2 separate regions of the Homo sapiens genome follow, and region 1 is linked to region 2. Evidence: chromatin contacts called from ENCODE Hi-C or POLR2A ChIA-PET data. All regions are on one chromosome and are shown on one strand. Each heading gives the region's core, a stretch centred on a gene start or an enhancer-like site at or near the end of the contact. The rest is flanking DNA. Distances are from core to core; before and after follow the strand shown. Region 1 has its middle 5.1 kb from the start of LRRC23. Region 2 holds the start of FOXM1 (forkhead box M1).

The links. Hi-C counts contacts between places; a loop is a spot of excess contacts on that map. ChIA-PET counts read pairs that join two places held with the same protein, here RNA polymerase II (POLR2A).
Region 1: a map of naive thymus-derived CD4-positive, alpha-beta T cell shows a loop between it and region 2 (18-fold over the local background). The contact joins the enhancer-like site here to the promoter of FOXM1 in region 2. A Hi-C loop is called at or near these places in 1 of 168 maps with a recorded cell type or tissue (naive thymus-derived CD4-positive, alpha-beta T cell). POLR2A ChIA-PET finds 5 or more read pairs at or near these places in 1 of 52 experiments (T-cell).

The regions. Positions count from the first base shown.
Region 1 is chr12:6,897,484-6,901,974 of GRCh38, reverse strand. No RefSeq gene overlaps it. Among named protein-coding and RNA genes, the nearest start is that of LRRC23, 5.1 kb to the left of the region's middle. Within about 2 kb of position 1,579, at least 7 of the 41 ENCODE cell types and tissues checked have a DNase peak (open chromatin) inside an H3K27ac peak, as active enhancers do.
Region 2 is chr12:2,875,796-2,881,044 of GRCh38, reverse strand. FOXM1 (forkhead box M1) reads left to right here and starts at 3,871. Exons shown (of 9, transcript NM_021953.4): 1 at 3,871-4,125. RHNO1 (RAD9-HUS1-RAD1 interacting nuclear orphan 1) reads right to left here and starts at 3,822. Exons shown (of 3, transcript NM_001252499.3): 1 at 3,763-3,822. RefSeq lists an enhancer at 1,029-1,982 and silencers at 3,566-4,005, 4,046-4,115.

The sequences.
Region 1 (4,491 bases), core at 330-2,829, 4.0 Mb before region 2:
CAGGCGCTTTGGCTCACACCTATCATCTCAGCACTCTGGGAGGCCAAGGTGGGCGGATCACCTGAGGTCAGGAGTTTAACACCAGCCTGGCCAACATGGCGAAACCCTGTCTCTACTGAAAATACAAAAATTCGCCGGGCGTGGTGGCGGGCGTTTGTTATCCCAGCTACTCCGGAGGCGGAGGCAGGAGAATCGCTTGAACCTGGGAGGCGGAGATTGCAGTGTGCTGACATCGCACCACTGCACTCCAGCCTGGGCAACAGAGTGAGACTCGGTCTCAAAAAAAAAGAAAAAAAGATTTTTAGATTAGTTTAGGGTTTTTTTCTTCTAATTATTCAATTCTAATATGTCTTGGGCTTCTTTCATGTCACTAAGCATAAATCTACCTCTTTTTCTCATAGTTGTCTAGTCTTCCATTATGTGGATATACTACCACTTTCCTTTCTTTCTTGCGTTTTTCCTTTTTTTTTTTTTTTTTTTGGTGTTGTTTTTTTTTTTTTTGAGATGGAGTCTGGCTCTCTCTCCCAGGCTGGAGTGCAGTGGCGTGATCTCGGCTCACTGCAAGCTCTACCTCCCGGGTTCACGCCATTCTCCTGCCTCAGCCTCCAGAGTAGCTGGGACTACAGGCGCCCACCACCACACCTGGCTAATTTTTTGTATTTTTAGTAGAGACGGGGTTTCACTGTGTTAGCCAGGATCGTCTCGATCTCCTGACCTCGTGATCTGCCCTCCTCGGCCTCCCAAAGTGCTGGGATTACAGGCGTGAGCCACCGCGCCCGGAACTTTCTTGTGTTTTTCTAGAGACAGAGTCTCACTACATTGTCCAGGCTGAGAGGCAGGAGAATAGGGTCCGGAGGCAGGGAATCTAAGGCCGAATCATGCTGACTGAATATCAGAGAGTACTCCCTTTTCAAACCCTCCTTTCTCTGTATGGCATTTGAAAAATGAAAGTACGTCTGATTGGTCCCCTCTCACAACCAGTCAGACTGATAGCAGGCCTACTCTCTTCATTTTGATTGGTCCCCTCCCACAATTAGACTGGCAGTCGGCCACTACTTCATTTGCATAGGGTGAACCAATGGGAAACCTCTAGATTGTATTTAAACCCCAGAAAATTCTGTCACCAATGCTCTTGAGCCACTTGCTGGAGCTTGCTCCCACTCTGTGGACTGTACTTTCCTTTAAAATAAATCTCTGCTTTTGGTGGATCAAGAGGTCAAGAGTTGGAGATCAGCCTGGCCAACATGGTGAAACCCCATCTCTACTAAGAATACAAAAATTAGCGGGGCGTGGTGGTGCAAGCCTGTAATCCCAGCTACTCAGGAGGCTGAGGCAGGAGAATTGCTTGAACCCAGGAGCCGAGATCGTGCCACTGCACTCCAGCCTGGGCGACACAGCAAGACTCCGTCTCGCGGGCACGGTAATTAAAAAAACAAACAAAAAAAATCTCTGCTTTCATTGCCTTGCTTTGTTTGTGTGTTTTGTCGAATTCTTTGTGCAAAACACCAAGAACCTGGACAATTACCCTCAACCGGTCACAGCTGGAGTGCAGTAGTTTTTCACAGGCACAACTGATGCAGGGCAGGTGAACACCCAAATTGGCGATTAGCCCAATAAGGCTCATGGTTCTTTCCTGAGCATGTGGTAGAAGATACAGCTTTATTGAGGATGCAGTTTTACAGCCCCATGACTGCTCCTACCGAGCAAGGCCACCCTCTAGGCAGTGTGTGGAGAGCAGCAACTCAGGGAAACTTCTGCAGTCACATTTATATTGACTTTTAATTACATGCAAATTAAAGAGTGGGTTATTCAGAAATTTCCAGAAAAGGGGTGGTAACTTCCAGGTTGTTATGGAAAAAGGCAGTAACTTCTGGGTGTCGCCATGGCAATGGTAAACTGTCGTGCTGGTGGGCGTGTCTTACGGAGAAGTGCTTTCTGTGCCTCTTCCCTGTTTCAGCCAGTCTTGAATCTGGTCCAAAGTCGAGGTCCTGTTTCCTGCCCACAATCATTGTGCACTACAGCCTCAAACTCCTGGGCTCAAGCCATCGACCTGCCTCAGCATCTCAAGTAGCTGGGACTACAGCTGTGTGCCACCAAGCCTGGCTAGACTTTTAACTGTTCCCTATTGATGGATATTAACTTTTTTTTAAAAATTGTCCATATTACAAATAACGCTGTTTAAATCCCCATAGATATATCTTTGCTCTTCTGCATGAGTACTCTGTAGCAGTATTCCTCAAATGTTAACGTGTATAGAAATTGCTTGAGGATCTCATTGAAATGTAGACCTCTCAAGTGATGCTGATGCTCTTGATTCATGGACTACGCATTGAGTAATATGACTATGTGGGAAACTTTTTTTTTTCTTTCCCAGGCTGGAGTGCAGTGGTGCAATCATCATGGCTCACTGCAGCCCCAACATCCTAAGCTCAGGTGATTCTCCTAACTCAGCCTCCCAGGTAGCTGGGACTACAGGCGCATGTCACCATGCCTAGCTAATTTTTTGCAATTTTTGTAGACACGGGTATTTCTCTATATTGCCCAGGCTAGTCTTGAACTCCTGGACTGAAGCCATCTGCCCGCCTCAGCTTCCCAAAGTGCTGGGATTACAGACAGGCAGGAGCCACCGTGCCCGGCGTACATTCTTAGAAGGTAGAATTTCTGGGTCAAATGGTACGTACTTTGCCAATCTTAATATGTCAAAAAATAGCTTTTGAGGGCTGGGTACAGTGGCTCACGCCTGTAATCCCAGCACTTTGTAAGGCTGAGGCGGGCTGATCATCTGAGTTTAGGAGTTTGAGACCAGCCTGGCCAAAATGGTGAAGCCCCTTCTCTACTAAAATACAAAAATTGGCCAGGCACAGTGACTCACACAGTAATCCCAGCACTTGGGGAGGCTGAGGCGGGCAGATCACGAGGTCAGGAGTTCGAGACCAGCCTGGCCAACATGGCAAAACCCCATATCTACCCCCCCCCCCAAAAAAAAAAAATAGCCGGGTGTGGTGGTGGCACATGCCTGTAATTCCAGCTACTGGGAGGCTGAGGCAGGATAATCGCTTGAACCCAGGAGGCAGAGATTGCAGTAAGCTGAGATCACGCCACTGCACTCCAGCCTGGGTGACAGAGTAAGACTCTGTCTCAATAAATAAATAAATAAATAAATAAATACAAATAAATTAGCTGGCATGGTGGCACACACCTGTAATCCCAGCTACTTGGGTGGCTAATGTACAAGAATCTCTTGAACCTGAGAGACAGGGGTTGCAGTGAGCCAAGATTACGTCACTGCACTCCAGCCTGGATGACAGAGCAAGACCCTGTCTCGAAAAAAACAAACAAAAATAACATTATTCTAACTCTTCTAAAGATTGTTATTTTACAGTATTTTTTTTTTTTTTTTTTGAGACAGAGTTTCTCTCTTGTCACCCAGGCTGGAGTGCAATGGCACAATCTCAGCTCACTGCAACCTCCGCCTCCTGGGTTCAAATGATTCTCCTGCCTCAGCCTCCCGAGTAGTTGGGATTAGAGGTGTGTGACGCCACACCTGGTTGATTTTTGTATTTTTAGTAGAGATGGAGTTTCACCATGTTGGCCAGGCTGGTCTCGAACTCCTGACCTCAGGTGATCCACCCGCCTCAGCCTCCCAAAGTGCTGGGATTACAGGCATGAGCCACCGTGCCTGGCCAGTATTTTTTCTTTTTCTTTTTGAGACAGAGTCTCGCTCTGTCACCAGGCTGGAGTGCAGTGGAGTGATCTCGGCTCACCACAACCTCCGACTCCCTGGTTCAAGTGATTCTCCTGCCTCCGCCTCCTGAGTAGCTGGGATTACAGGCACGCACCACCACACCCAGCTAATTTTTCTATTTTTAGTAGAGATGGGATTTCACCATGTTGGCCAGGATGGTCTCAATCTCCTGACCTCATGATCCGCCCGCCTCAGCCTCCCAAAGTGCTGGGATTACAGGCGTGAGCCACCACTCCCGGCCCTGGCCAGTATATTCTTAAATATTACTGTTGAGCCATATATATGACAATGGTGGACTTTGATGAATATCTGCACATCTGTAGTAAAATGTGAAGCTATCTTCATTCTGTTGGTATGGTAAACTTTTAAAATATCTTACTTTTTAAAAAGAGTTGGTTTGTGTGTTTTCTATGCTTACAAATTTTTCCATAGTACTGTAGATCATTTTAGTGATTAAATTTGACCCTTTTGACAGAAAAACAGGTCAATGAGTTCCTTGGGATCAAGAAGGGGTTGACTTCTTGATCTTGATCTTGAGGGAACTGTTAGAGTGATTCTACGATTGTTCTATGTCTTGATTATGATAGGACTATGCATTTGTCAGAGCTTATACTTAACAGGGTGATTTTTTTTTTTTTTTTTGAGATGGAGTCTTGCTCTGTCACCCAGGCTGGAGTGAAATGGCAAGATCTCGGCTCACTGCAACCTCTGCTTCCTGGGTTCAAGCGATTCTAGTGCCTTAGCCT
Region 2 (5,249 bases), core at 2,622-5,121:
ATTCATGACTTGCTGAAAGTCATCAGCTTCAAATGGGTACGTTGCTCAGCAATCCTGTTTCCTTGATCAACTCATTCTCCACAAAGATTATCTTAAAACTTCTCCAAGCTAGGTGCAGTAGCTCACGCCTGTAATCCCAGAACTTTAGGAGGCTGAGATGGGAGGACTGCTTGAGGCCAGGAGTTCAAGACCAGCCTGGGCAACATAGAGAGACCTCGTCTCTACTACAAATTTAAAAGAATAATTAGCTTGGCATGTTGGCATGTACCTGTAGTCCCAGCTACTTGGGAGGCTGAGGTGGGAGGATCACTTGAGCCTGGGAATTTGAAGATATGGTGAGCTATGATCGTGCCACTGCACTCTAGCCTAGGTGACAGACAGACCCTATCTCAAAATAAATAAATAAAGTGGAAATTTTGTTTGTTTGTTTTGAGACAAAGTCTCACTCTGTTGCCCAGGCTGGAGTGCAGTAGCGTGATCTCGGCTCACTGCAACCTCCTCCTAGGTCCAAGCGATTCTCCTGCCTCACTCTCCCAAGTAGCTGGGATTACAGGCGCCCTCACCACGCCCAGCTAATTATAGTATTTTTTAGTAGAGATGGGGTTTCACCACGTTGGCCAGACTGGTCTTGAACTCCTGACCTCAGGTGATCTGCCCACCTCGGCCTCCCAAAGTGCTGGGATTACAGGCGTGAGCCACCACGCCCAGCCTGAACATTTTTATTTTAATTTTTAAAATTATTTTTAGAGATGGGGTCCTGTTCTGTTGCCCAGGCTGGAGTACAGTGACACGATCATAGCTCACTGCAGCCTCAAACTCTTGGGCTCGAGAGATCCTCTTGCCTCAGCCTCCCGAATAGCTGGGAATACAGACAAGCACCACCACACCTGGTTAGTTTCTTATTTTATTTTTTGTAGAGATGAGGTCTTGCTTGAACTCCTGGGCTCAAGTGATTCTCCTCCCTCAGCCTCCTGAAGTGCTAGGATTACATGTGAATCACCACACCCTGCCCACTTTCTTAGAACTTCAGAACACCCCTTTTCTCTTAACAAATGACTTTACTTCCTACTTGACAAAGAATACAGAAGACATCAAAGGAAATACTCTCATTTTCCAGAAAGCAAATATACAAACCTATGCGTATCAACATCTATCTTCTTTCTGCTCTAATTAGAGGTCAGTTCATTCTGCTGTCTAAGTCCTTCCCCTCTGGTTGTGCTTTGGAGCTGTTCTCACTCTATATACTTTTCTTAGGCAAACTCATCTGCCTGTATTTCAGTATCCACCTAGAAGTAGATGACTTCAATATTTATATATTTTAGAATTCCTTAAGTTTGGGACCCAAATATCCCATTACCTACCTGAACAGCAACTAGATATTTCAAACGCACCTCAAATTCAACATGTGTAAGGCTGAGCGCAGTGGCTCACGCCTGTAATCCCAGCACTTTCAGAGGCCGGGGTGGGCAGATCGCTTGAGCTCATGAGTTTGAGACCAGCCTGGGCAACACAGTGAAACCCAAATTCTACAAAAAATACAAAAAATCAGGTGGGCACGGCTGCGTGCACCTGTAGTCCCAGCTACTCAGGAGGCTGAGGTGGGCAGATCACTTGAGCCCAGGAGGTGGAGGCTGCAGTGAGCCGAGATCGTGCCACTGAACTCCAGCCTGAGTGACAGAGCCAGAACCTTGTTTCAAAAAAAGAAAAGAAAAAAAAATTCAACAAGTTTAAAACTGAACTTGGCCGCGCACAGTGGCTCATGCCTGTAATGCCAACACTGTGAAAGGTGAAGGTGGGAGGATCACTTGAACCGAATAGTTCAAGATCAATCTGGGCAACAGAGTGAGACCCTGTCTCTACAAAAGATACAAAAATTAGATGGGTGTAGTGGCATGTGCCTGTAGGGGGTCCCAGCCATTCAGGAGGCTGAGGTGGGAGGATCACCTGAGCCCAGGAGGTTGAGGTTGTAGTGAGCCAAGGTCATGCCACTGGACTTCAGCCTGGGGGACAGAGCAAGACCCTGTCTCTAAAAAATAAAAAGATAAATAAAAATAAATATATAATTAAAAAAAAAACTCATTCTGAGCATTGCTTTGTAGTAAAAAAACAAAAACTGAATTCACGATCATTCCCCTGACAACCCCCCGCCCGTCCCTTGGCCAAAGTGATTATCTTCCAGGGCCCTTGGTCAGGGAATAGTGTCATTATTCCTTCAGTTATGCAGCTGAAAATCTTGACACTTCTACCTCCCATCCAACCCACCATCAAGCCCTGTCAACTTTACCTCTTAAACATGTTTTCTTAATGCCCCTTTTTTACTCTCTCTGTCTCCTTCTTTCTCTTCCTCTCTCTCTCTCCCTGCCACCCTTTTTCAAGCTCCAGCAGTTCTTGCCTGGAGTATTGCAACATCCAACTGTTCTGCCCTAATCCACTCTAGCAATCCCCGCTATAGAGGGACCTTTTAAAATGCAAATCTGACCTGGATTCACTTCTGCTTAAAGCTTATGACTGGTTTCCTTTAATTCTTGGATAAGCACAAAACTTCTCGGTATGGCTAAGGCTCTGCTTCCTCCGGCTCCAGCTTCAACTCACACCACACTCCATTCAGGTCGATTAGCTCAAACCCCTCAGATATTTCTCAGCCTTTGTACTCACTGTGCTTCCTCCTGCCATCCAGCCTTTGCACGCCTGATTCCCTCTGCTTAGAGGAGTTCCCTCCTTTCTTTGTAAAAGGCATCAGATCTCACACCAAGCTCTCATTACAAAAGCCTTTCCTGTCCTACCTCTCAAGATCTCGTTATTGTAAATACTCAAAGTATCATTAACCTCTAATGTTTCAATTTACAGCAATAATTCAACATTTGTTTGTTTTGGAGACGGTGTCTCCCTCTGTCGCCCAGGCTGGAGTGCAGTGGTGTGATCATGGCTTACCATAGCCTCCACCTCTCGGCCTCAGGTGATCCTTCCACCTCAGCCTCCAGAGTAGCTGGGACTACAGGCACGCACCACCACGCCCGGCTAATTTTTAGTAGAGAAGCGGTTTCGCTATGTTGCCAGGCTGGTCTCGAACTCGTGACCTCAAGTGATCCACCCGCCTCGGCCTCCTAAAGTGCTGGGATTACAGGCGTGAGCCACTATGCCCAGCCCACATTTGTTTATTTGATTAAAATGTCTGTGCCCCTCTTCCAGGATTGGGCTGTGAGCCCAGGGGAAGGAAAGAACCTTGTCTGCCATTGTATCTTCAGGGCCTAGCGGTGCCTGGCGCACAGCAGTTGCTCAACTAGACTGGTTGACTAAGTCAATAAATAAAGCACTACGGTCTATTATATCCGAAGGCTTGGCTTCGGGAGGGGCAAAAGACAGGTTTCGCGCTGAGGTAGGGTTCATGGTGCCGACATTTTTTTTCAAGATGGAAGAAAGCGGAGATAATACGCAGCCCTCAAAGGAACTTAGTCTAATCGGGGGGAGCAGACGATCGTTCACTGTGGGAAAATGGGGTACGATTTCCCCCAGTGAGGAAATCAACTAAAGCCGAGCTTTGAAAAGGGGAGCAGAGGAGCCTGAGGGGAAGCGGGGGCGTGTCGCCTGGCGTGACCAGCGCGGCAGGAAAAGCGGGCCCAGGGACCCGGGCCTGTCACGCCGCTTCCGCGCGTCCCCAAACTCTCCCTCGGCTCGCCCACCCACGCGGCGGGGACCCCTCCGGCCCCTCCCCGGCCCCACGGCCACTTCTTCCCCCACAAGCCGGCCTGCGGTCCGCCTTACCAGCCCGGGCCGGACGGGGCCGCAGCTCCTGGCAGACCGCACAGCCTTCGAGCCCGGAATGCCGAGACAAGGCCGGCGCCGATTGGCGACGTTCCGTCACGTGACCTTAACGCTCCGCCGGCGCCAATTTCAAACAGCGGAACAAACTGAAAGCTCCGGTGCCAGACCCCACCCCCGGCCCCGGCCCGGGACCCCCTCCCCTCCCGGGATCCCCCGGGGTTCCCACCCCGCCCGCACCGCCGGGGACCCGGCCGGTCCGGCGCGAGCCCCCGTCCGGGGCCCTGGCTCGGCCCCCAGGTTGGAGGAGCCCGGAGCCCGCCTTCGGAGCTACGGCCTAACGGCGGCGGCGACTGCAGTCTGGAGGTGAGCGGGATGCAGCAATGGAGTCCCAGGCCTGGCCTGGGCACAGGCGGGGAGCAAGGCCTCCGGGCGCGGAGGTCAGGGCGTCTAGCAGCAGGGCACGGGCCACGAGTGGAGATTTGGGTCACACGGGAAGAATCTGAGCCAGGGTGCAAGTTTTTTCTGCGTCCACCTCCTGGCCGTGGCCTTCTCACTGCTTAAAGCGCCCCTTGGCCTTCCCTGGAAGTCTGACCTCCGCACCCTGCCCGCGGCCTCGGGAGGGCTGGGGTGGCCTACCTTCTTAGGCCGACTGTGGCTGAGATGAAGACTGAGATTGTACTACATTGAGTCAAAGACCAACCTGCATACACACTCCCCTGCTCCCAGGCTGTCTCACCACTAGGCAACACCGCCTCCATCTTACTTACCCTTTTGCAGGGCCCTTTTCCTGGTTCTTGAGAATGTAGCAAGATTTCCCCGCTCAGGATGGGGATGGGTCGGAGGAGCCACTCTGGAAGTTTCCCGGGCAAGAAAGTGTTGGCAATAATAATAACGGGCTGGTCAGGAAGTAGAAGAGAAAATTAAGACTTAGATATCCTGTGGAAAAAGAGGAATAATATCTACTGATTGATGCGGGGAGAGAGGGAAGCCTGGAAAGATCGGAGGTGAAAGTAAAACTGAGATTTGAAGGTAGAGGTGTGGAGGGCCTGTGAACTCTATGCAGATGACAAATGTCAAAAAAGTGCAGTTGCTTTTCAGGGAGAGAATAAGTGTCCTAAAAAAGAGACAGCCAATTCCTCTGTCTTCCAAAGTTCCGTGAAATAGAATTACACAATTTTGCTTAATGGTAGAATATTCCATGTATCTATTAAAATCAACAAAAGGCCGGGCGCAGTGGCTCACGCCTGTAATCCCAGCACTTTGGGAGGCCGAGGCGGGTGGATCACCTGAGGAGTTCAAGACCAGCCTGGCAAACATGGTGAAACCCTGTTTCTACTAAAAAAAAAAAAAAAAAATTAGCTGGGCATGGTGGTGCATGCCTGTAATTGCAGCTACTCGGGAGGCTGAGGCAGGAGAATCGCTTGAACCCGGGAGGCCGAGGTTGCAGTGAGCTGAGATTGCGCCATTGCACTCCAGCCTGGGTGACA